Linked DNA regions of Homo sapiens: regions 2 and 3 are each linked to region 1. Evidence: chromatin loops called from intact Hi-C (ENCODE). Cell type or tissue: mammary epithelial cell. All regions are shown on one strand.

What was found. Peaks named below come from ENCODE experiments on the same cell type or tissue, not always from the same donor. Only the 100,000 strongest peaks of a DNase experiment are listed, where the experiment ranks them.
Region 2: it touches region 1 in a loop (5-fold over the local background); 70 of 110 quality-filtered maps call a loop at or near these places.
Region 3: it touches region 1 in a loop (10-fold over the local background); 3 of 110 quality-filtered maps call a loop at or near these places.

Annotation. Positions count from the first base shown.
Region 1 is chr22:32,657,024-32,665,023 of GRCh38, reverse strand. All of the region lies in intron 6 of SYN3 (synapsin III), which reads left to right. LOC105373002 (a long non-coding RNA gene) reads right to left here. Exons shown (of 4, transcript XR_938176.4): 4 at 458-4,300. Among named protein-coding and RNA genes, the nearest start is that of SYN3-AS1, 86 kb to the right of the region's middle. RefSeq lists an enhancer at 2,897-4,096. In mammary epithelial cell, a CTCF peak has its summit at 4,607 (motif pointing left); DNase peaks (open chromatin) are centred at 3,553 and 4,583; H3K27ac peaks cover 983 bases.
Region 2 is chr22:32,982,864-32,990,863 of GRCh38, reverse strand. All of the region lies in intron 2 of SYN3 (synapsin III), which reads left to right. Among named protein-coding and RNA genes, the nearest start is that of SYN3, 72 kb to the left of the region's middle. RefSeq lists an enhancer at 3,009-3,910 and a silencer at 4,486-4,780. In mammary epithelial cell, a CTCF peak has its summit at 4,661 (motif pointing right); DNase peaks (open chromatin) are centred at 3,393 and 4,653; H3K27ac peaks cover 2,168 bases.
Region 3 is chr22:32,819,316-32,827,315 of GRCh38, reverse strand. All of the region lies in intron 6 of SYN3 (synapsin III), which reads left to right. All of the region lies in intron 1 of TIMP3 (TIMP metallopeptidase inhibitor 3), which reads right to left. Among named protein-coding and RNA genes, the nearest start is that of TIMP3, 22 kb to the right of the region's middle. RefSeq lists an enhancer at 6,490-6,989. In mammary epithelial cell, a CTCF peak has its summit at 4,103 (motif pointing right); a DNase peak (open chromatin) is centred at 6,965.

The sequences.
Region 1 (8,000 bases):
TGCCCCAAAAAAAAAAAAAAAAAAAAAAAAAAGAATTATACATTATACAATGGACTTTGGGGATTCGGGAGGAAAGGGTGGGAGGGGTTGAGGGATAAAAGACTACAAATTAGGCTGGGTGCAGTGGTTCACGCCTGTAATCCCAGCACTTTGGGAGGTGGAGGCGGGCAGATTGGGAGGCCGAGGCGGGCAGATTATGAGGTTAGGAGATCGAGACCATCCTGGCTAACACAGTGAAACCCTGTCTCTACTAAAAACACAAAAAATTAGCCGGGCTTGGCGGCGGGCGCATGTAGTCCCAGCTACAAGGGAGGCTGAGGCAGGAGAATGGCATGAACCCAGGAGGCGGAGCTTGCAGTGAGCCGAGATCGCACCACTGCACTCCAGCCTGGGCGACAGAGCGAGACTCTGTCAAAAAAAAAAAAAAAAAAAAAAAAAAGCGACCAATTGAGTACAGTGTATGCTGCTCGAGTGACAGGTGCACCAAAATCTCAGATATCACCACTAAAGGACTCATTCATGTAACCAGACACCTCCTGTTCCCCAAAAACCTATGGAAATAAAAAATAATAAATAAATAAATAAATGCTGCTGTTAGGTCAAGAAAGACAAGGACTAAAACACCGACCACTAGATTTTCCCCTGAAAACTATTTATTACTTTTAACCAAGTGCTGGCCAAGTCTCCCTGGCCTTGGATGGAAGGCATATCAATTGCACATCATCAGCCAAGTACTGATTGGATGGTTTCAATTGCAAAGGGGAAATCTTATCTCCAAGTCATAAGGTGGGATTTCTGACAGAAGGAAGAGCACACATTAGGTGAAGAATGCTAGACTAGGAAGGAATGGAGTCAGATGGCATGGGCACCAGTCTTGGTTTATCTACTTGCTCCCTGTGTGACCTTAAGACTCCCTGTAGCTCTTACCATCTTCACATACAATATGATGGGTGGTGAGCAGAGCAGGGTTCTCTGAGAGACTTTTCATAGTCTCTTCTCAAGTCTAAAATTCAAAGACATTTCCCTATCTTAGTCAGGGATGGCTACATAATTTGCAGGATCCCTTTTTCAAAATGTGCAGTGTGGGGGGGGAATGCTGTTAAAGATACTAAATATAAAGCTTTTTCTTTCCTTCCACTATCTCTCTCTTGACTTGTCATAATGCTGTTTTAATTGCTATTTAATATCATTCTAGGTAAAATAAATAAATGAAATTTTACATTATTCACGTGGATTTTACCATTTACTTTTACATTGTGCAATGCAAAATTTTAAATGCAAATATGAAAACATTGAACTCATAAGCAGAATCAATAAAATTACACAATTCATATTTCATAGTTCCTACATGCTGTATTAGTCAGTTCCCACACTGCTAATAAAGACATACCCGAGACTGGGTAACTTATAAAGAAAAAGAGGTTTAGGCTGGGCGTGGTGGCTCATGCCTGTAATCCCAGCACTTTGGGAGGCCGAGGCAGGTGGATCACGAGGTCAGGAGATCGAGACCATGCTGGCTAACACGGTGAAACCCCGTCTCTACTAAAAATACAAAAAATTAGCCGGGCGTGGTGGTGGGTGCCTATACTCCCAGCTATTCGGGCGGCTGAGGCAGGAGAATGGCGTGAACCCGGGAGGCGGAGCTTGCAGTGAGCCAAGATGGCGCCACTGCACTCCAGCCTGGGCGACAGAGTGAGACTCAAAAAAAAAAAAAAAGAGAAGAAAAGAAAAGAAAAACAAGTTGAATGGGCTTACAGTTTCACATGGCTGGGGAGGCCTCACAATCATGGCAGAAGGCGAAAGGCACGTCTTACATGGCGGCAGCAAGAGAAAATGAGAGCCAAGCGAAAGGGGTTTCCTCTTACACAACCATGCTACACAAAACTAACTCAACTGTTTTTATTTCACTTCTGGATGCACACACATTCTTCCAACCCCCTCTACTTGAGGCTTACTGTTGAGTAAGTAAGGACTAAAAGAAAAGTGAACTATGAATTGGCCTACCTTTTTCTTTTTTTCTGTGTCATCATATTCAGTATAAATTATTGGCTAGTAAGAAGGAACATGAGGGAATCTCTTGGTTGGTTGTTTGCTTTTCTCAGAAAGTGATTGTCTTCCTCATCTGTAAAATGGGGATACTTTGTAAGGCAATTTTAAAACAGAAAATTCATCTATCCACTCATGTAATTCTATACCACGCACAGTGCTTGGAACACATATGTGGTCAGTAAATATTTTAAGTGCTAAGAATTCAGTGTGGCTCAAGTTGGGAGGATGCTGAGGTACATAATAAAAATAACAGCTCAGCAGTAATTGAGTATTTATTATGTGCCAGGCATTGTGTTAATGCTATTGTATTAACTCATTTCCTCTTAATGACAGCCTTATGAAGTAGGTATTTTTATTACCCCCATTTTACAGATGAGGAACTTGGAAAGGTCAGTAACTTGGCCAAAGACCCGTAGCCAGTTAAGTGGCATATCTGGGAGTCAGGCCCAGGTCAATAAGATGCCAAAGCATGTGCTTTGGAACACTGACTATATTGGTCCCATAGTTACTTGGTAATAAAATCAAAGTAGTCAAAGAGCTATGGAGGGAAATGATGAGTTCCATCTGGGGAATCCAAGAAAGGCACTGAGAAGGCAGCTGTATGTACACGTCTGTAGCTCAGGAATGATGAACAGACTATAGATAAGATTTGGGAGTCCTCAGCTGAATGATAGCCACTGAAACCGTGAACATGGATATGAGTTAAGATAAGACAGCCCTATAGAACTAAGGCATCTGAGAGCCAAGGGAGGAGAAAAGAATGCCGAAAAGGAGACGTTGCAGAGGTAGGAGTGGATGCATAGGGGGAATACCTGGAAACCTGTGGACATTAATTCACATGCTACAGAGATGACCAATCAGATGACAACTGCAAAAAGACCTTTAGATTTTGCACGTGTCCCCACAGATGACTCCGGGTAAAACAGACTCCCTAGACTGGTAGATAAGGGGAAAGGGACAATGGAGAGATTTATAACTAAACTTGGTATGACTTTTCATCTGTCACATTCCATGGAAAAAAATTATCCTTTGTCAAACTACATTTCCTGACTTGGAGGCTAAGAAAAGTCAGTCACTGCAGCAAGATGCAAGATGCAACTTGGCTGTGGACATTTGCCAAGCCACTTACGTCCCCTCTTGAGGCCTCAGTTTCCTCATCTGTACATAGAGTTATTGGATGAGACATACTCTAAGTTTTCTCCCAGATCCAAAATTCTATTCCCTTCCGTTCCAGATGCTCTTTGAGGATGTTGGTGTTGACAAGAAAGGTGGGGGGAAAGAGAAGGACCCTGCTTGACCGCGACAGGTCCCCTTGTATCCTGTTCCCTCTCCATCTTATTTTCTCCACAGTGCTCTAGGGCAGCTGTGGAGCCAATGATGAAAACCACATGTTTCTGGGCAGCCCTGCTGTTGCACAATGCCGCCAAGGGGAGGGCAAAAAAGAAAGAAAGAAAGAAAAAAAAGAAAGTAAGTAAGAAAGGAAAGAAAAGAGCTTTGGAATTCTCGGCTTCTACAGACAATTCCCCCATTGATGTGCTGTGAGTCACGGCGGGCCGCCAGGCCATCATGGTTTCTGAATCACTTCCTTCAAGAGGGGCTCTCCACTTGTTCCCGGGCTGACTTTGGCCAGGGCTGGAATGCAAGGAGATTGGACCCTTTGGAGTGGTTCTGACTGCCTTCCTCTTTGCTGGAGCCCCAGAGGGGAAGGTGGAGGTGCTAGGCAGCAGGGCGTAGGGGTCTGAATGGAATTGAAGACAGCAGAGAAGCAGGTTGGACCTGCTTGTCCCAATTGGTGGACCCAACTCATGCCCCTCTCTCTCCCTCTGTTAGAGAAGAAAATGATGTAAAAATCCCAGATTAAAGGCCAAAGTTTTCTCTGGTGGGCACTAGACTCAGCCAGATCCGGAATTTCTATCCTCTCCACCTTGACATCCTGGCTGATGTGGACAAGGTTGACACCTTTTGAGCAGAGATAGGTTAAAGTTGATCCCAGCCATGTCTCCAATGGCTCACATTAGGGAACCTTGAACGGCACTCTCAGTCTCCCATCTTGCAATTTCCATCTTTGAGGTCAAGGATGTTAATGGCCCAAGAAGCCCTCGCCTGGGTGGTGGTCCTTAGGTGAGAGTCTGTTTTAAGTTCTTGCTTAAAATAAGCTTCACTTTTTTTCGGCCAAGACCCTTAATCCTTGCTCTGGGCCAGACTCTGCGTAGGCACCATGGATCCCAAGAGGAAATAGACATGGCGCCAACTGGACAAAAGAGAATGACAGGTAAATAAGTAATGATGCAAATTTATCACCAAATGCAGACTTGGGGACAAGGGGAGCTCCAGAAGGCAGCCAGAAATGTTTGTTGGATGGAGCATTTAGCGCCATTTTCCTTTGCCCGACCACCATTCCTTCCCCGCCAGCCCCTTAACCCCAGAACTTTCCAGAAGATCAGTATGAATGGGCCCTGGATTAGAGAGGAAGTGGTCTCTTCCCTCCACCAACACAGGGTGCTGTTTCTCAATGACCCCAGCTGTTAGGGAATATGCTAGAATGCCGCCATCTGGTGGGCACACGGAGCCGTGTCCATTTCGCAACTTTGCTGCACCTGGGGCAAGTGTCAGAGACGCACTGACCTGGAAGCCATGCCCCAAAGAAACCAGGTTTGGCACGGCTACTTATTTGACTGAAGTTACAGGTGATGAGCAAAAGGAGCGCCTTTTAAGGAGTCCTCCTGACCACATTCAGCTGGCTGTCTCCCTTTAAGGAGGTGAACTTGGAGGAAAAGCTAGTTTAGAGCAGGCACCATATCTTCATCTTCTCTATGCCTCTCATAGCCTCTAGCAGCAGATCCAGGAGGTAATGGGTGCTCAATGCATGGATGTTCAATGGGATCAGTTACTGAATATGATCAGTGAGAATGATAGCAAGGGTTCTTTCTATCTTGCACCACCATATCCCTAGCACCATGCCTGACTCTACAAATATACATTGAACCATTGAATAAAATTAGACTCTCGGAAGTAAAGATTCTGGAAACAGCAAACATGATTTGCTGGAGGACAGTTTAGGTATTGCCTGTATTGTCTAGTACAGCCTCCTTCCTCTCAGATGCATCCCAGGGAGACACAGTGACTTCACCAAAGTCACACAGCCACTCTTTAGAACTGGGACTGGTGGGCGGGCCAACTTGCCACCTGGTTGCCTGGCAGAATCCAGGTTGCCTGCCCATGTATATATGAGAAACAAGACAGGCAGCAAAAAAAGTATGGAGGAGGCATTTGTCCAGGGTCACACCCAGTGGAAGAGCTTCCCACTAAGAATATCTGAAACACCTTTTCAAGGACTCTAATACTATCCTGTGCTCCTAGGGTGAAAAGGAACACCACCTAGTGCATTAAATAAAGAGGTAAAGAATGTCTAGCAATCCAAGGAAAACAGAGCCAAATGCAGTTACTGGGTGCACAGAATGTGATGTGGGAGGTACCAGTCATGTCACAGGTCCAGGTGGAGCTCTTGTCTCCCAGGAAGAGTTTGTGAAATAGTATAACCCATGTTCTGAAGTTGAGCTCCAGAGTGGGTGATGGTTACCCAGATGGAAGAAGCAATCTGGCTTACATGTAACAATAAAGGATCTGGCTGTCTCCCCAGCACACTCTTCGTGGCTTCATTCTCTCTCTCAATTTTCCCTCTTTCCTGTGCCACATGGACCTTTCTAACACTCTTCTGCTTAGACCATCAATGGCTCCCTATTGCTTCTTAGATAAAATCTAAATATCTTCCCTTATCATCACCCCACTCCAACTCTTTAGCTACATACTTCATCCCTTCCTGCTTAGCCCTTACTCACCTTGGTTACACTGTTAGGACGCCTGTCCCTCAAGTAGGTTCCAGTCCTGGCTTCACCACTTGCTCTCATTGTGACCTTAAGGAAATCACTTAATTCCCTGTGCCTTCATTTCCTCATCTATAAAATGGAGTTCATGCTAGCATCTACCAGACTGGGCTGTCGTGAGAATGGATTTGAGTTCAGTATGTGAAGTCCGAATAGCGCCTGTCATGTGGTATGCTCGCAATGTATGTTAGCAATCATTCCTGTTATTATCGCTACATATAACATGCTTCCTCACGCCCCCATCCTTTCACACATGTTCACTGTGCCTGAAATGTCCTTTCTCTGCCTTCTCCCTCAGATGGACAACAGCTCATTCTTCAAGCTCCAGCTCAACGTCCCTTTTTTAGCAGTAGGGGAAGTTAAGTGCACCCTCATCTTTGTACACATCCCGACCCCATGTTCACCCTAAATCCCATTGTCACCACGAACATCCTTACTCATCAAATGGGGGTGTAATAGCATCTGTTGATCATGGTACCTGCCTGAAATGCCTTATGGATGGGATGGGCGACTCCACAGTCATCCTGTAGCCTGTGTAAATTGCAAAGCCTTCAATGAGCGTGAGAGATGTGTATTTTTGCCATCATGGAAGGGCTGTTGGCTGTCCAGCTTCTAACCTGCCAAGGCAGGGTCAGCATGTCCCTCGCTGACCCAAGGCCCAGTCTCCAGGAGGACCCCTGCCTCTCACAGACACCAGCTCACTCTGCAGCCTGCTGGGCCACACTTGCTTCTCTCACCCATCCACCCGAAAGCGGGGTTGGGGGAAGTCAAACACCAGCTATGAGCACAGGGTGCTGCCAGCACAGCCTACCCAGGGATCTCCCACCTGCTCGTCACCGACCACCTTCCTTTGGTTTCTCCTGGGCTCTAGGGGTGTCTGCAGCCCCCCTGCCCTCACCCTAGGCTCTGCCTTTATTCTCCTTCTGCCTCACTTGGCCTGTTCACCGTAAGAATGGAGAGGTCTCCTCCCGACTCCCGGCCCACCCTCCTTTTTTCTCTCTCCTCCCCCTCAGCATGCTTTAACGTCCTCAAATCCATCCCAGAGGCTTTAACAAGGCTACCTTCATCCACTCATCAAGCACTGTGTGAGGCACTTACTCTCTGCAGGGCACTGAGGGAGATTCAGGATGAGTAAGATGCAAACACTGTCCTAGGAAGACAGGAGGGGAAAGAGAAGTGTTTGTTGAAGGTGCCAGCACAATGCCAGAGACTTAGGGTGGCAAGGGGAGAGAGGGTGAAGGTCTTCTGACATGGTCCTTGGCCATTCTCCACTGGGGGGCTGTAGGTCTGCACTTTGGTTGTGCCTGGCTGGCATGCATTGAGGAGGGGCTGGCCTGATCCTGTCCCAAGCATTCAGCTGATGAGTGACACTGGAGCCCAGTTCATGACTGCTGTGTCCTTTGAGCATAGGGAAGGCTCCGGAGAGCACAGTCTGCAGCCCTTCTTACCAAGCCCTGCCTTGTTCTCAGAATGATGCCACCCCCACTCTGCTCTGCCCGGGCAGCCTGAATGCGAGTAGCCCCTGGTTGAAGGCCATTTGGCCCTGGGGCAACAACCTTCCTTGGCCAGCACCCCTGTCTGAGTCTCAGCTAACTTCTGTGTCTCTCTCAGTGGCTTATGGGAGCCTCTGGTTCCCTTCCATGTCAGACAAGAAGTGAGGGTGGCTCGGGCCGGGCGCGGTGGCTCACGCCTATAATCCCAGCACTTTGGGAGGCTGAGGAGGGTGGATCACAATGTCAGTAGATCGAGACCATCCTGGCTAACATGGTGAAACCCCGTCTCTACTAAAAATACAAAAAATCAGCCGGGTGAGGTGGCAGGTGCCTGTAGTCCCAGCTACTCAGGAGGCTGAGACAGGAGAATGGCGTGAACCCGGGAGGTGGAGCTCGCAGTGAGCCAAGATCGCGCCACTGCACTCCAGCCTGGGTGACAGAGCAAGACTCCGTCTCAAAAAGAAAAAAAAGAAAAGAGAAGTGAGGGTGGCTCAGGAGGGCAAATGCAGAGTCTCTCAGGCTGAGACTGATGCTGAGTAGGTAGGGAGGGGGATGCCTGGGAGGGGATCTCTTC
Region 2 (8,000 bases), 330 kb before region 1:
GTTGGCCAGGTTGGTTTCGAACTCCCCACCTCCAGTGATCCGCCCACCTCAGCCTCCCAAAGTACTGGGATTACAGGCGTGAGTCACCTTGCCAGCGAATATTCTATTTTAAAAGTATACAATTTAAGTGCAACAAAACAAGACTGTGGATTCTATGAGGTCTACTAGTTGGCAGCTTCTGATAAAGAAGACAGGAGTCAGAGTAACTATTTGGTCTAGTTCCTCTTCTGGGACTATCTCCTGGCTAGACAGTAAAAACCAGGATGGCAAGGGGGCTGTTTTGTTCAGTGCAATTTCAAGGGCCTATGTAGCACAGTGCTGAGAATATAGTATGTCCTAGATGGATGGATATGTGGATGGATGGGCGAATGTGTGGATGGATGGGTAGATGGGTGGGTAGGTGGGCGGATGGATGGATGGATGGATGGATGGATGGATGGATGGATGGATGGATGGCTGGATGGATGGATGGATGGGTGGATGGATGCATGGATGGATGAATATGTGGATGGATGGGTGGATGGATGGATGGATGGATGGATGGATGGATGGATGGATGGATTCATGGATGGATTCATGGATGGATTCATGGATGGGTAGTTGGGTGGATGAATGGATAATAAATGGTCTTAGCCTCTCTTTTGGTGCTCTGCACTTTTCACCTTGACAGGCTCCACTTTCCCTTGCCAAACAAGACACACAATATCCCCGTGATCCCCTTATCCTCCTTATGCCATCAAAAACCCTTTTCTGGGATGATCAGATGTTAGTCACTTGCACCTTGGCATGAATTACTTTTTAGTATATTACCTTTCCTGTGGGGATTTCCCCAGTTGGGCCCTTAGTAGATGCTCAATAAGTGTTTGCTGAAGGCATGATGTAGCCTTCCAAACGTTAACCCTTTCTGTGGTATGAAGAGTGTGAACTTGCAGACATCTGTAGGAATGAGGGTGACATAGTGCTGTGTCTTTAGAGAGGAGAGGGGTAGAGGGAGTGGGTGTTTGATGCCTTTTTTTTTTTTTTTTTTTGAAGATGGAGTCTCACTCTGTCACCCAGGCTGGAGTGCAGTGGCTTGATCTTGGCTCACTGCAACCTCCGCCTCCTGGGTTCATGCATTTTTCCTGCCTCAGCCTCCCGAGTAGCTGGGATTACAGGCGCATGCCACCATGCCCGGCTAATTTTTGTATTTTTGGTAGACACGGGGTTTCACCATGTTGGCCAGGCTGGTCTTGAACTCCTGACCTCAGGTGATCCACCCGCCTCGGCCTCCCAAAGTGCTGGGATTACAGGCATAAGCCACCGTGCCCGGCCCTGATGACTTTATTTACCCTAAAGGCCTATGCTGGAGAGGAAGGGAGTTCCCAGGGATTAGACAGGGAAGGTCTCCATCATGCTCGACACCAAGCAAGGTTTCATTTAGAGCAAGGCAGATGCTGCCATCTACCTCCTCTTGGAGAGAGAAAATGACCTGTCATGTTCTTAGGGACATACCCAGCTGACCTCGACCCTCCACCCATCATGCTGATGCACAGGAGGGAAAGAGATGAACATTAGTTAAACACCTGCCATGTGTCAGGGGTATCATTCATGGGGTCCTTACAGCAGATATAGTAATGTCCTTATTTTTACAGTTAAGGAAACCAAGGTTCAGGAAGGTTGACACTGGCCTGAGGCAGCACTGGAAATAAATAGCTGAAAGGGACCTGGGCTTGTCTCCAAGGCTAGTGGTGCTCACGCACTTCCTTACCTGGGGAGATCAAATTCTACCCTTGCAGCCCATCGGGGAGCAGCTCATTTGCTAGCACATTCTTGGCAGGTTACAGAGGCCCTTAAATCTGTGTCTTCATATAATCCTGTTGACAACATGTGAGTAGATCTTCTTATCCCCATCTACGGAAGAGGAAGCAGAGGCTGGTCCAAAATCAGGCAGCAGGTGCCAGAGCTGCCAACTCAAACCCAGGTCTTCTGCTCTGTGCCTGTTGTACATTAAAGGACACACCCAGGAACATTCATTTCTCTCCTGGGTGCCCCCAGGACGTACCTACTTCCTTTGCCCTTGCCCGTGTCCTTTTGGCAGACACACACATCCAGATCCTGCTGCACTCATCTTTGCAGCCCTGGCAAAGACTAGGTACCAAACATTGGATGGATGGGTGGACGGTGACCTCAGGAAGGTGACCCCTGACCTTCAGACTGAGTTGGCTGCTTTTTCTGTGGGCTGAGGGGGATATTTGTGTGAATGCTCTGTGTGGTCATTTTCTATTTTTGTGTCTGTCCCTCCCATTAGGTAGTAAGCCCCCTGAGACCAAGAGCTAGCTATGTTGTCTTTGCGCTTGTTTCCTTAAAGCCTGCAGACTCTGGCACATAGTAGGTGGTCTATCTGTGTATGTTCAGCGTCTTTGAAAGAAGCCTTTTCTACCAACTGAAGTCCAATTTCCCCTGCACCCCACATCTTATCCTCAATCACATTGGTTGTGCATTTTATTCATAGTACTTTTCTTTTTATCTATTTATTTTATTATTATTATTATTATTATTATTATTATTATTATTATTTTGAGACAGAGTCTTGCTCTGTTGCCAGACTGGAGTGCAGTGGCGAGATCTTGGCTCACTGCAACCTCCACCACCCGGTTTCAAGCAATTCTCCTGCCTCAGCCTCCCAAGTAGCTGGGATTACAGGCATGCACCACCATGCCTGGCTAATTTTTGTATTTTTAGTAGAGATGGCGTTTCACCATGTTGGCCAGGATGGTCTTGATCTCTTGACCTCGTGAACCGCCCACCTCGGCCTCCCAAAGTGTTGGGATTACAGGCATGAGCCACTGTTCCCGGCCTCAGTGTCTTTCAAAGAAGCCTTTTCTACCAACTGAAGTCCAATCTCCCCTGCACCCCACATCTTATCCTCAATTCCATTGGTCGTGCATTTTATTCGTAGTACTCATTCTTTTTATCTGTTTATTTATTTATTTTTTGTCTTTTCAATAAGCATGTAAGCTCTCCAAGAACAAGGACTACATCTGCCACTGTATCTGCTGTATCTACTCCTATGCCTGGTGTGGTGCCTAGTCCACATAAGGCTCAATAAATAGTGATTGAATGAGGGAGTGAATAAGTGATGTGAATTGTGATCAGATCCTGCCCACAAAAATCTCCTTCTCTATTGTTCTCAGAGGCAAAAGGTGGGGATCATTTGTCACATCCTGTGGCTCGGGGCCCTGTTATGTCTCAGTTTTTTGCCTCCGCAGATCCCCATACAGGCATAGGGAGTCTCATCACTCTTAGTGCATTCCTTCCCTTCCTAGTTCATTGGACCTTGCTAATTGCATGGAGGACTGAGAGGCTGCACCATTGTTTGCGGTTGAGGGGGCGGTTCCTCCCTCTGGCAATGGGAAGGTGCCAGGAGGGTGAGCTGTTCTCAGGAGAAAACAATGGAGCTAGAATCAGATCTTGGGTCCCTTTGCGTTCCAAGGTCTTTCTTCTGCCACATCTCTGCCCATCCAGCCTGCCACGTGACTCTCTTGCTAACTGGCAAAGTCTCTGAGTGTTTTGCCTTCATTTTCTGCACAGCCCATTGGTTGTCTTCCCTGCTTCTGCCTGGGCCACAAATCAGCAACTGACATGTTGCATCAGAAACATGAAAATCTCTTTCTCTATTTCCACTCCACCCCCAGTGGGGGTGGCCTGCGGAGAGACAGCTGTCCCTGGGACAGGACATTCCTGACCTCTCCTTCCTTGGAAGGACATCACCAAGCCCTGGCTGCGTTAACTCTACATACAGGATCGATTTATTGGAAAACAGTCCTGTTTGAACACAGATCCTGTTTGTATGAATTCCCCTTCTTCTGCCCCTGCTGCAGCCACAAAAGAGCCCCATACCCATTCCTCATCAGTCTCTCTCATACACACTTCCCACCTCCCTCAACTAGGGATTTCCCACCCCAGGCAGCACCAGTTTTATAATATTCTTCTTCCTGGGGCCTCAGATGTGGCAGTAAAATATGAGACCACCCACGGAGAGAGAATCTTCGTGGAATCCAGAGCTCCCCCAGGCCAAGGACTTGATTGATTGGCTGAGGTATTCAGGGAGCTTATTATGAGATTGAACATATTAGGGTGGGAAGAGGAGGCAGCCATGAGAGACAGAGCCCTTAGGCACAGCGGGTCCATCCATTTTGCCTGAGGTCAAACAGCCAGTCAATTACAGAGGCAGCAACCCCAGCCCCCAAAGGCATCTAGAATTCCAGACCATCCCTACCCTTCCCTCTGCCAGACAGAACCGTTCAGAGGCGGCTGAAGCCTGAATGAGCCCCCGGCAAGGAGGCAGCAGTCTGTGTGGCCCATCAGGAGACAGACTTCTGACTTGCAGCCAGGCGGGGGGATGGACTCCCTGACCCTCAGCTTCAGCCCCAGTCCGTCTGCCAGGCCCTGCAGTAAACATTCCAGAGATGGGCAAAACAAATGTTTCTCCTGGGAAGGTGAGGTCTCATCAAGACCACAGCTGCTTGGGTGGTATTGGTGTAGTGCAAAGTGCTTCAGGTTCCAGGTTAGAATCAAGTCGAGGAATGCCAGTTGCGAAGGTTGGCCTCGTACACACCCCCACATCGCAGTGGCTGTAGACCTGTGACTGTATTACAATGGTGTGCCAGTAGATGGCAGTCAAGTGTCTCCAGGAAAGGCCGGCCTACAGACAGTATTTCCTTACCCGGTCAGCGAACATTTGTTAAGCCTGTTGTCCTGTGCCCTAGCTCATTGTGCTGGATACTGGAGACACAGTGAGCATGGAGACTCAGTTTCTGGTTTCCAGGAGCTCACAGACTATATGTTTGGGGGCAGAGGGCAGCTAAGTGATGTGTAATGACAACGTGAAGTGGTAAGGGCTGGAATGGTTGTAAGTGCAGCGTGCTGTAGGAACCAAGGGAGGACGCTCAGCCCAGCTAGGGAAGGGGGTGCTGTCAAGGAAAACTCAGCAGAGTAGATATCACTCATAGGATCTTGAAACATGAGAAAGAGACAATCAAGGAAGTGCCAAGCAGAGGTGAAGGCCTGTGCAGAGGTTCAGAGGCAGGACAGCACAGGAGTATTTAGAGAAGCACAGGAATTTGGATGCAACCATGAAATAGACAGCAAACTGGAGGGGAAGCAGACCCCCAGTCAGCAGGGTCCAGATCATGAAGGACGCCAGGGCTCTGGACTGGATCCAAAAAGTCTGAAAGACCACTTAGGGTCTCCAGGAAAGGTACCCAAATTCTTCCCTCTAGAGTTTGGGTACCCAGATCACTCGTGTGACTTTGAGCAGAGACTTCTCCATCTGGAACACGTTGGGAGCAATCCCTGCCCTACCACCCCTCAGGGTTGGCATGAGGGTCAAATAGGAGGAAGGATGTGAAGGGTCTGGCTGTCCTTATAGGCCAAGGCCACCTCTTTTCCCCATCACCAGCCATCACTCCTTGCACCTGTGAGACAGATCAAAGCAAGGTGAGTCATAATTCTGCTTTGGAACCCCCAAGAGGGTAAGATTGTTTTGTTTATTTGTGGGTCCCCAGCACACAGCACCCACTAGGCACAGGGTAAGCACTCGATAGCTCTTTGCTCTTGTGGATTCTGTTTCAGGCCATGGACTACATACTTTGCAGCTTACTGTGTGCCAGGAACTATTCTCAGTGCTTTGTATGCCTTGTTTCATTTAATCCTCATAACAACCCTGTGAGGTGGCTACTACTATGAGCCTCATTTCCTAGGTGTGGAAACTAAGGCATTCAGAGGTTGGCTTACCCAAGCTTGCACAAGTGAGTGGAGGAGTTGGGGTCCTATCCAGGCTGTATGCCCTGAAGCCATTGCACTTTACTGCCTTGTTGCATAGAGGATTATGTGACTTTCTCACCACACCCTTCCCTGGTAGTTACTGTCACCACTTGACAAATGAGGAAACTGAGACCCAGAGGGCTAAGTGTCTTGTCTTAGAACACATGGTCAGTGAGTAGTAGAGCTAAGATTTTGCCCAAGCCTGTGTGATTGCAAATCCATGTTTTTTTTCCCAGTATGCTGGTGATTGTAATGATAGGTTACCATTCCCGGTCCCAGGCCCACCCAGTACTTCTTTTAAATTTGGAGCTTGGATTTAAAAGCAAGTGATTTTTAAATCCACGAAAGATGCCTACCTTGGATCCTGCTCTGGTCCTTATTAGCCACACCTCTCTTGACAGGCAGAGGAGTTAGGAGTGAGGGGATATTCCCACCAAGACCCTACAAATTGCACTCTTAGGCCATGCCCTGGGTACCCAAACTCTAGAATTCCCTCCTCAAAGGGACCTTAACCCAACTTCAGAGCCTATATAGGCCAATTCCTTGGTCCATTTTCCAAGGGGTGGCCAAAGGACAACCATTTGGGGAGGGGAAGGGAGTAGATGAAGCTTGGCCACGTGGTCTGGGCAATCCACATACCCGCACCAGGAGCCTCAGTGGTGCAGAGGAGAGTGGGTGGGGAATTAAGGAAGATCTTGGGTGAGGTCTGAGAACCAAGAGCTGGCAATCCTTGTGCTGCCACGTGCTGGGTAGAGTGCAAAGAATTCTGAGAAGTTTACATTCTGAGTCTTTAAGGTCATTATGAAATTGTATCTGCCAAGGAAGGAAGACAGACTCTTTGGGACTCTTTTTTTCTTTTTTCTTTTCTTTTTCTTTTTCTTTTTTTTTTTTTTTTTTGGATGGAGTTTCATTCTTGTCGCCCAGGTTGGAGTACAATGGCGCAATCTTGGCTCACTGCAACTTCTGCCTCCCAGGTTCAAGCGATTCTCCTGCCTCAGCCTCTCCTGCCTCAGCTGGAATTACAGGCGCCCACCACCACTCCTGGCTAATTGTTTGTATTTTTAGTAGAGATGGGGTTTCACTATGTTGGCCAGTCTGGACTCCAACTCCTGACCTCGTGATCCGCCTGCCTCAGCCTCCCAAAGTGCTGGGATTACAGGCATGAGCCACCATGCCCAGTGGACAGATGTCTTTTATTTAAATGTTTGCTGGCTTGATTTTGTCAATTTTAAATATTAGACATATGACCCATAGGTTTCCATTTGTCGCTTTGCCCCAGGCACTTCAAATACTAGACATGGGCTTGTCCTGGTGTCTGGAATTTGCTGATACTACCTTTAAGGATTACGATAAAATTCACAAACTGTATGAAAAGATTCTCTTTGCATGAGGCTGTCCACATGGGTATTTATTTGAAGACCATTGCTGAAAGAAAAAAAAAATCAAAATCTTGCTTTCGAGTCATACTAATAGTTCCTTTCCTACTAAACTACCGCCTAGTTGACATCTAAGCCCATCAGGACGTAAGAAAAAGTGGTGCTAATATCAGAGCTGTCAGTCAGTTTTGGGAAGAGATTAACTCCACCAGCATCAGCTAAGAGTAGGTAGAGAGACTTTGGAAGCAGACAGGCTGAAGCAGTTAGTGAATTTGTAGAAAGGATTCTTTCACAAATGGAAGGCTGAAAAATAATGGGTGATGACATCCATCTTCCAAGGAAAAGAGTAGGAGACTAAGAAGGTTGTTTAATGCTTAAAAAATTATCCATTAGAAATAAATCATGTGGCTGCATCCAGCTGATGGGAGACTTGGGGTACACATTTTTATGTACCAATCTGTCAACTCTCTTACTGTGGGAAAAGGGGAGAATGAGTATTAGGAAGCAAAGAGCTGTCTCCGTCCCAGAGAAGGTTTATGGAAATGCTTAACACAATGCTCAGTTCACAGCAAGTCACCAAGAACTATTAGTGTCATCATACCAATAATCAAAAAGAGAAAATGGAAACTTTGTTACTTTTTGTGAGACGATATCCAAACCTATAAAGACCCCAATTTTCACTGCTATTTTTCAGAGTTGAGCAAAAGCACAGATATGGAATTAGAAGTCCTGGGTTCAAATCCCTTAGGCAAAATATTTAGTCTCTCTGGGTTTCAGTTTCTTCATCTGTAAGTTGGAAATAATGATATCTACTTCGTG
Region 3 (8,000 bases), 160 kb before region 1:
CACATATTTAAACTGGGAGCTTTGCTATAGGCCACGCCTGGCTCTGTTTTTGCTGCTGGTGCCAGACAGGGGTAAGCTAACACCCAGCAATGTGGAGAAGCTGACACTCCACGCAAAGTCACTCGCTGAATTCCTGGCCAAAGCTCATCTCTCCTGCCCTCACTTTCAGAACTGGGAAGGAAACAGCAGGAGAGGCTGGAGATTTATTCACTCGGGGATTTTTAACTTCAGAGTGGGCCCCTGCGAGGTCAATGATCAGCAAAACTCCAGCATTCCAGTGAACAAATCTCAGTGCTCAGAGCAGCAGGGATTGAAAGCATCTTGGGTTCCAGCTTGCTTCCTTCAGCTGGGGTTTGGAGCTGGAGGCTTGGATTCAAATCCTGTCTCTGCCTCTAGGTTCCCTCAAGTGGAATAAGAAGATCAGTGGCAGCAGGCTCCTAGGGTTGTCACAGGGATCAAGTGGGAGAGCAGAATGCAAAAACCCTGCCTAATGCCTGCCACATGCACTCACTCCCCCATGAACTCCTGAGTGGCAGGCTTGGGACTGGATAGTGGACGCCCTGGTGCCTGGTAAATGTTTGCAGAATCTGAAGACACGTAGTACATTTTATTCCAGCTCAAATAGGCTAACTAAGATGCCAGGAAGTTCAGAGAAGAGAATAGTCAACAAGATGACACATAGTGAATATCTAGTTTTTTTCTTTCTTTCTTTTAAAGTGTTAACTTCTCAAGATTCTGCCTGTCATCTGTACAATGCAGATACTGAAATTTCCCAAAATTTAACAAAATAGGACCGAGGTTATCTGGTTTTCTACTTTCTCCATGCTCTTTATTTTCTTACATTATTACCTTTTTAAATTTTGTTTATTTATTTATTTATTTATTTTTGAGACGGAGTTTGCTCTGTCTCCCAAGCTATAGTGCAGTGACACAATCTCAGCTCACTGCAACCTCCGCCTCCCGGGTTCAAGCGATTCTCCTGCCTCAGCCTCCTGAATGGCTGGGATTATAGGTGTCACCACCACACCCAGCTAATTTTTTGTATTTTTAGTAGAGATGGAGTTTCACCATGTTGACCAGCCTGGTCTCAAACTCCTGACCTCAAGTGATGCTCCTGCCTCGGCTTCCCAAAGTGCTGGAATTACAGGCGTGAGCCACCACACCAGGCTCATTATTTCCTTTTTAACTTAAGTAATACAACTTCACTAAAGAAAGGTTGGGAAAAAAAGAAGTCAACAAACAAACAAAAACCTATAAAATAATTGTGTAAATGACCTAAACTCCCACTGTCCAGTTATAACTATGCTTTATATTTATATTACCTTCAAGACTTTTCCCTATGCTACTATAAACTTGTGGATACGTCCCCTGCTAATAGAATCATCCAAAATGTGCTTGGTGATCTGGTTTATTTCAATCCCAATATATCAGTTCATATAGCTCTGCCTCATCCCTTTGAATGGCTATGTTGTTTTCAATTGCATAGATACAGAAATGTTAGTTGGATGCTTTTATAAACAACTCTATGATAAACATCCTTGTGTGTTTATATCTGTACATGCACATATGTACAAATAAATATGTATTATATATATAAGCATACACACATACACACATCTTTTTTTTTTTTTTTTTTTTTTTTTTTTTTTTTTTTTTTTGAGATGGAAACTCGCTCTGTCGCCCAGGCTGGAGTGCAGTGGCATGATCTCGGCTCACTGCAACCTCTGCCTTGCGGGTTCAAGTGATTCTCTGCCTCAGCTTCCCGAGTAGCTGGGATTACAGGCGCCCGCCACCACACCCAGCTAATTTTTGTATTTTTAGTAAAGACGGGGTTTCACCATGTTGGCCAGACTGGTCTTGAGCTCCTGACCTGGTGATCCACCTGCCTCAGCCTCACAAAGTGCTGGGATTACAGGCGTGAGCCACCGTGCCTGGCTAACACATACACACATCTTAGCATACTTACCTGATTATTTCCTCTGGATCTAGAAGTTCTCTCCTCTTTCTAAACCTGCCATTTTAGTAGTAACTGAATCCAAGTCAGCAGATCTTCCGCCAGCCATCAGCTGGCCACCCTGCAGACCTCTACATGCAGCATTCAGTATAACTAAGGAAGCCCTAGACACAGTTTCTCAGTTCCCACGAGCTCACCCATCCCTCCCCCAAGTCCTCCCACCCACTGCCCCTGTCCCTACCCCTAGAGGCCAGCTGTTTACCAAACCCGAAAGAAATCCTATCTGCCTGAGTCCTGTCCCTTTTCTGCGCTCATTGGACCCAGCCTGCGATTTCAAAGTTCCAGGGTCTGAGTAGATATCCCAAGACAGGCGGGGCCAGGAAGAGCCTAATCGTTTATGTCATAAAGTCACTGCTCAAAGCCGCCTCCCCAAACAAGGTCCCTTTCTGCCTTCTGTGTGCTCCTTTTCTTATAAAAGTACTCTGGTTGTCATGGGCAATCAGTATTCTGCAAGAGTAGGGAGCATCTCTTTTGGTCAGAGAGTGAATGCAAACTGCCATGTCTTTACTCAGTATCAAAGACATCTGCCTCAAACACTGGTTCAGAAGCGAAAGAACAACATCGAAAGCAGAGGAAATGGATCCAAATGTTTCCTATGAAGGGAGTCATCATAACAACCCATTCAACGAATACAAGTAACTTCCTTTTATTTGTATACAGAGAATTTATATCATACATGCATGCCTCTAACCAGCCTGAGTTCAATGACATATATATATTATTTAATTATGCAAAAAATATATACATATATACACTCCATTTTAAAAGGGCAATTCCTCCCACCCCTGATTCTTCAGTGAGCTCCAGACAGGGATCTGCTGTTGTCTCTGGTGGTGCCAGTCCCTATATGACTACGGGGTTTAAAGACAGATCCTGAGATTGTCTCACTCCCTAAAAGCATCTCAGCTGCTCAACCTGAGGGTACTTGACAACAAAAAAAAAATAGTAATCTGTCACAACACTGATGGAACTGCTGGCTCAGGTGGAGTTATGGAGAGATGGCACTGTATTTTTTTTTTTTTTTGAGATGGAGTCTTGCTCTGTCGCCCAGGCTGGAGTGCAGTGGCGAGGTGTCGTCTCACTGCAACCTCCACCTCCCAAGTTTAAGTGATTATCCTGCCTCAGCCTCCCAAGTAGCTGGGACTTCAGATGTGCGCCACCACACCTGGTTAATTTTTTGTATTTTTAGTAGAGATGGGGTTTCACCGTGTTAGCCAGGATGGTCTCGATCTCCTGACCTCATGATCCGCCACCCTTGGCCTCCCAAAATGCTGGGATTACAGGCGTGAGTCACCGCGCCTGGCCTGCACTGTATTTTACAGGAATGTAAGGGTTTTTTGACTTTCTATGTGCTGACTTCATAAGATGTCACTCCATGACCCTTAGACATATAGGTGTCAAAAGACCTTCACCTATAATCACCTGTGGCAGGGCACTGTGGGGATGTACCATCTTATAGGAGTGGACATGGGGCTCTGGAGGCAGAGTGACTTGCCTGAGACCACATGGATGGCTGGGGAGTTCATTCTGACTGCACCCCACGTCTTTTCACTCCAAGTCTGGAGCTGCCTCCCCTGCTCCTACACGGCCTATTATTAGCACCATGGGAGCCCACCAAGCTTCTTCCTGCCTCAGCCAGTTACCATGCTGTCTGTCCAGAGACCTGCACTCACGGCCCCCTAAGTTGCTCTTGGCAATGCTTCTCCTTCCCTCCAATTGCTATTCCTGCTGGTGGCTGCTCACCCAATCCCAGACCACCACCCTCCAGGCCTGGTCGGCTCTGTGCTAATCCACTGGACCCTGGCTGCTTTGGGGCTGGGACACAGACGGCCCACTGCATCCTGGTTTCTGAGAGGAGACTCCCTTTGGCCAGCCCCAGGTTCAAATCTAGCTCATCTATTTAAGAGAGGCAGAGGACATCCACCCCACTCACAGCTCCCAACAGAAACATCCCTTGCGGCATTCTCTGTGGCAGGTCCCATCTCCTGCAGGGACCTTGGAGAGAGAGGATTTCCAGCGTCAGGTCCGTAAGAGCAATCAGGTAACTGACCACGGGACTTACAAGTCCCACCAGGAGCCAGAAGGTGGCGCCTAGGAAAGGGATGGGCTGTGCTGGCTTCCTACATGATGCTCTAGACCCAAAAGCAAGGGTCACTTGAGTCCTTGCTTTCCCACCATTGTTCTTTTATCTGATTATCAAATGATGTGTCAATGTAGTGAAATTTTATTTTCCAGAAAACACTGGATCAAATTAAAATCATCCAAAATCCCACAGCGCAGAGTAACTAGTGTTGATATTTAGTATACAGACATTCAGACTCTTCTCTAAGCATCTGGATGCACATTCATCTCTCTCTCTCTGTTTTTTTTTTGTTGTTGTTGTTGTTGTTGTTTTTAACAAATTGGCTTCTGTTACTCAAAAGTGCACCATAGGGCTATTCTGGCATCAATAGAGAACTACCTCAACATCTTTTATGACTCTTTCATTCACCTTTCTTTGGACCATCCATTATATTAATAAATCCATTTCTATCAACTCTGGCTATGAGGGCCACACCCACCTCCTTTGACTTCTGATTTTAATAGCACAGCACTGATGACACCTTAGCGGTTAGCAGAAGAGGAAGTGCAGATCTTCACTGTATGAACGCACCATAATCTAAGCAGTCTATTTGCAATAGACATTTAGATTAATTTGGGGATAAACAATGTAGCAATGGACTCCATTGCCTAGTTATTTCTTAGGACTAAATTTCTAGAAGTAAGATTGCTAGTTAAAGTGTATGCACATGTTTGAGGCTTTCGATGCACAGGAACATACTTCCCTCCCCAGACGTCACACCAGTTGCCTTTCCTCTTAGTGGCCTGTGAAGGTGAGAGACCAGACTCCATGAGGATAGGAAGTGCAAGTCCCAGATTCCCCACACTGCTCTGCCAAGTCCAGGGACATCATCTGGAAATCCCCAGAGGCATCAGCACATGGAGCACATCCCACGCAGGGCATGCAGGGGAAATGTGATCATACCCTGTGAACATACCCAGAGACAGCGAGGAAGACTTTGGGCACAGGAGCCAGCCTCGGAGATGGGGAGTTGGGGAAAGGACAGACAGACAGAGCTCCAACTTCTTTTTTTTTTTTTTTTTTTGAGATGGAGTTTTGCTCTTGTTGCCCAGGCTGGAGTGCAATGGTGCGATCTCGGCTCATTGCAACCTCTGCCTCCCAGGTTCAAGCAATTCTCCTGCCTCAGCCTCCCGAGTAGCTGGGATTACAGGCATGCGCCACCACGCCCGGCTAATTTTGTATTTTTAGTAGAGATGGGGTTTCTCCATGTTGGTCAGGCTGGTCTCGAACTCCCGACCTCAGGTGATCCGCCTGCCTCGGCCTCCCAAAGTGCTGAGATTACAGGCGTGAGCCACTGCGCTCGGCCTCAACTTCTTACAGAATAATCAGAAGCAGGGAGTGGAAGGCAGTGAGTGACGGGGGAACCATGAGGCCCTCTTTGTCTTGCAGGAAGTATCCCTCCACTGAGTGGGACATATGGTGACAAGAGGAGCTACGTGGGACAGTGACAAATACCTGGTTCAGGAATCCACCCCCTGGAAGCTGCTTTCCCCCACTCCCCACCTGCTGTGAGATATTGGGAAAGGGCTTCGCTTCTCTGGGCCTCCGCTCTTCCATCCGATTTGCCTTGCCCCTCAGCTGAGATCATCTTAATTCTGTGATTTCAGAACCAGCCTGAAGACCAGGGCAGACAGGTCTCCACTCCATCCCTGTCTGTTAACCAGGTCATTCACCTTTCTATGGACCATCCATTATATTAATAAATCCATTTCTATCAACTCTGGCTATGAGGGCCACACCCACCTTCTTTGACTTCTGATTTTAATAGCACAGCACTGATGACACCTTAGCGGTTAGCAGAAGAGCAAGTGCAGATCTTCAATGGAACGTAAAGAATGTGCTTTTCAAATTCAGCTTCAGCTCAGCCTTTACTGAAAGTCCCTGTCACTGCTGGCATCTCTCACCCACCTGCATTATAAATGGGGTCTTTCCCATTTTGCAATTGGGAAAACCAAGGCTCAGAGTTTACATTTTAGTCAACTAACTCCAGTGGTAAAAGGCAGAGACGGGATTCCATCTCTGCTTTTTTTGACTCTAAGTTCATCTCTTTTGACATCCTCCACTGTCTCTCCAAACCCTTCAGAAGAGCCTGGGAGATTGCACCGGTGGGTATTCTTTATGCTCAAAAATATAAATTCTCTAGTGCAGGGATGAGATCATATTGAAAGAGCATGAAGCCACCTGGGTTTCTCGGATTGGTCATGCTTGGCTCAGAGACCTTGAAGCCAATTAACATGTCTCTCCCTACCCTTTATCATCCATAAAATAAGCAGTGAGAGAATTAATTAGCAATATCTGGCAAACTCTGCTCTTTATCATTCATACATCACTTCTAATCTAATAAGTAAGCAGTTAACCTCCTTTTCTCCTTCCAAGAACCCACATCTGTTGACTTGGCTTTCAAATAGGTATGAGTAAGCTTCTGTGATCCTTCACCCTAAAACATATCCCAAGCCCCAAACCTCCCCTTGGTCCCAGGTGCTCCTTGGTGCCTGGGGGTAATCAGGTCCTGGTGATGCCACGACTTGTTTTCTCCGGGCCCCTGCCCAACCCTAAGCAAGCATGTTGCAGAAGCAAGATGTGCCAACTAAGCATGGGTCAGGACAAATCTCAGCCTGACCCTAAAGACTACCTCCATCCTCAAAGTAAATGGGGTTAAGGGGGAAGAAGTCAACCAGCCAGGTGCCGGGGAGTTACGGCTTTCAGGTGCAGGTTTTCCAGGCCCCTAGGTGATGCTAGGTGCTGCAGTGGAATGGGTGGATGAGCAGAGGAGGATGACACACACACGGAGTAGAACACACCACACACACACACACACACACACACGCAGTGGAATGGGTGGATGAGCAGAGGATGACACACACACGGAGTAGAACACACACCACACACACCACACACACACACACACACGCGCACGCACACACACACACACACACAGGGGAGAAAGGAGGAATGCTAAGGAAATGCCCTGTGATCATGCCCTGAGGGAGTGAGGAAGGGCTTGGGCACAGGAGCCAGCCTCAGAGACGGCCTGAATAGGATGAGAGGGCTGACTCTGCTGAGCCAGGAACGACACCTACACTCCACCTTCATAGGAATCAGAAAAGCACCCACTCTCAGTGTTAGAAGCTTGCACCACCCCCCACACCAAAAAATCCCCTCAAGGCCCTGATTCCCTTGGGCTCTAAAACAAACAAAAAAGCTAATGGGTTTCCCAGGAAGCCATGTGGTAGGATGGATATCACAGAAAACTATGGTTGCGAGAACTTCCCTTGGGCCCATGCGCAGAACAGGAAGTCAGGCAGTGAGTGGGCTCCCAGGAAGTTAATATACACTATGGACAGGTAGCAAGTTATGGACAGATAGCAAGATAGCCAGTTAATATACTCTATGGATGACCCAGCAAGTTTGCTGTTTCAGAATCCTCCTCTTCTGTTTTTTGAACTTTCGAAAACAAAAGATATGCTGGGAGACGCGGCCCCTAGAGTGTGCTTACTCCAGGTCCTTGATTGTCCAGACTGTGGAGGGGGAAGGGCAGATCTATGCCAAGAGGGGAACAGGCTGTAGAGGCCACAGCTGATTCATTTTTGTGACCTTAGCACTCTGCCCAGCACCTGGAATATAGTAGGTGCTCCATAAACCTGTGTTCAAGGAGAGAATCTGTCCATAGCATATGTATTAATGGGACCTTTATAGTCAATGGACATCCTTAGAAATCACATACCCATCGTTGGCTGGTGGTTGAGAAAAAAAGGTAAAAAATGAGATACACCCTTCTACATGTTTGGCCTCCAATATGGGGCCGGGCTGGGCCTCGAGAAGGAGACCGCAGGACCTCACCAGCAAGGCATCGTGTCCTCTTTG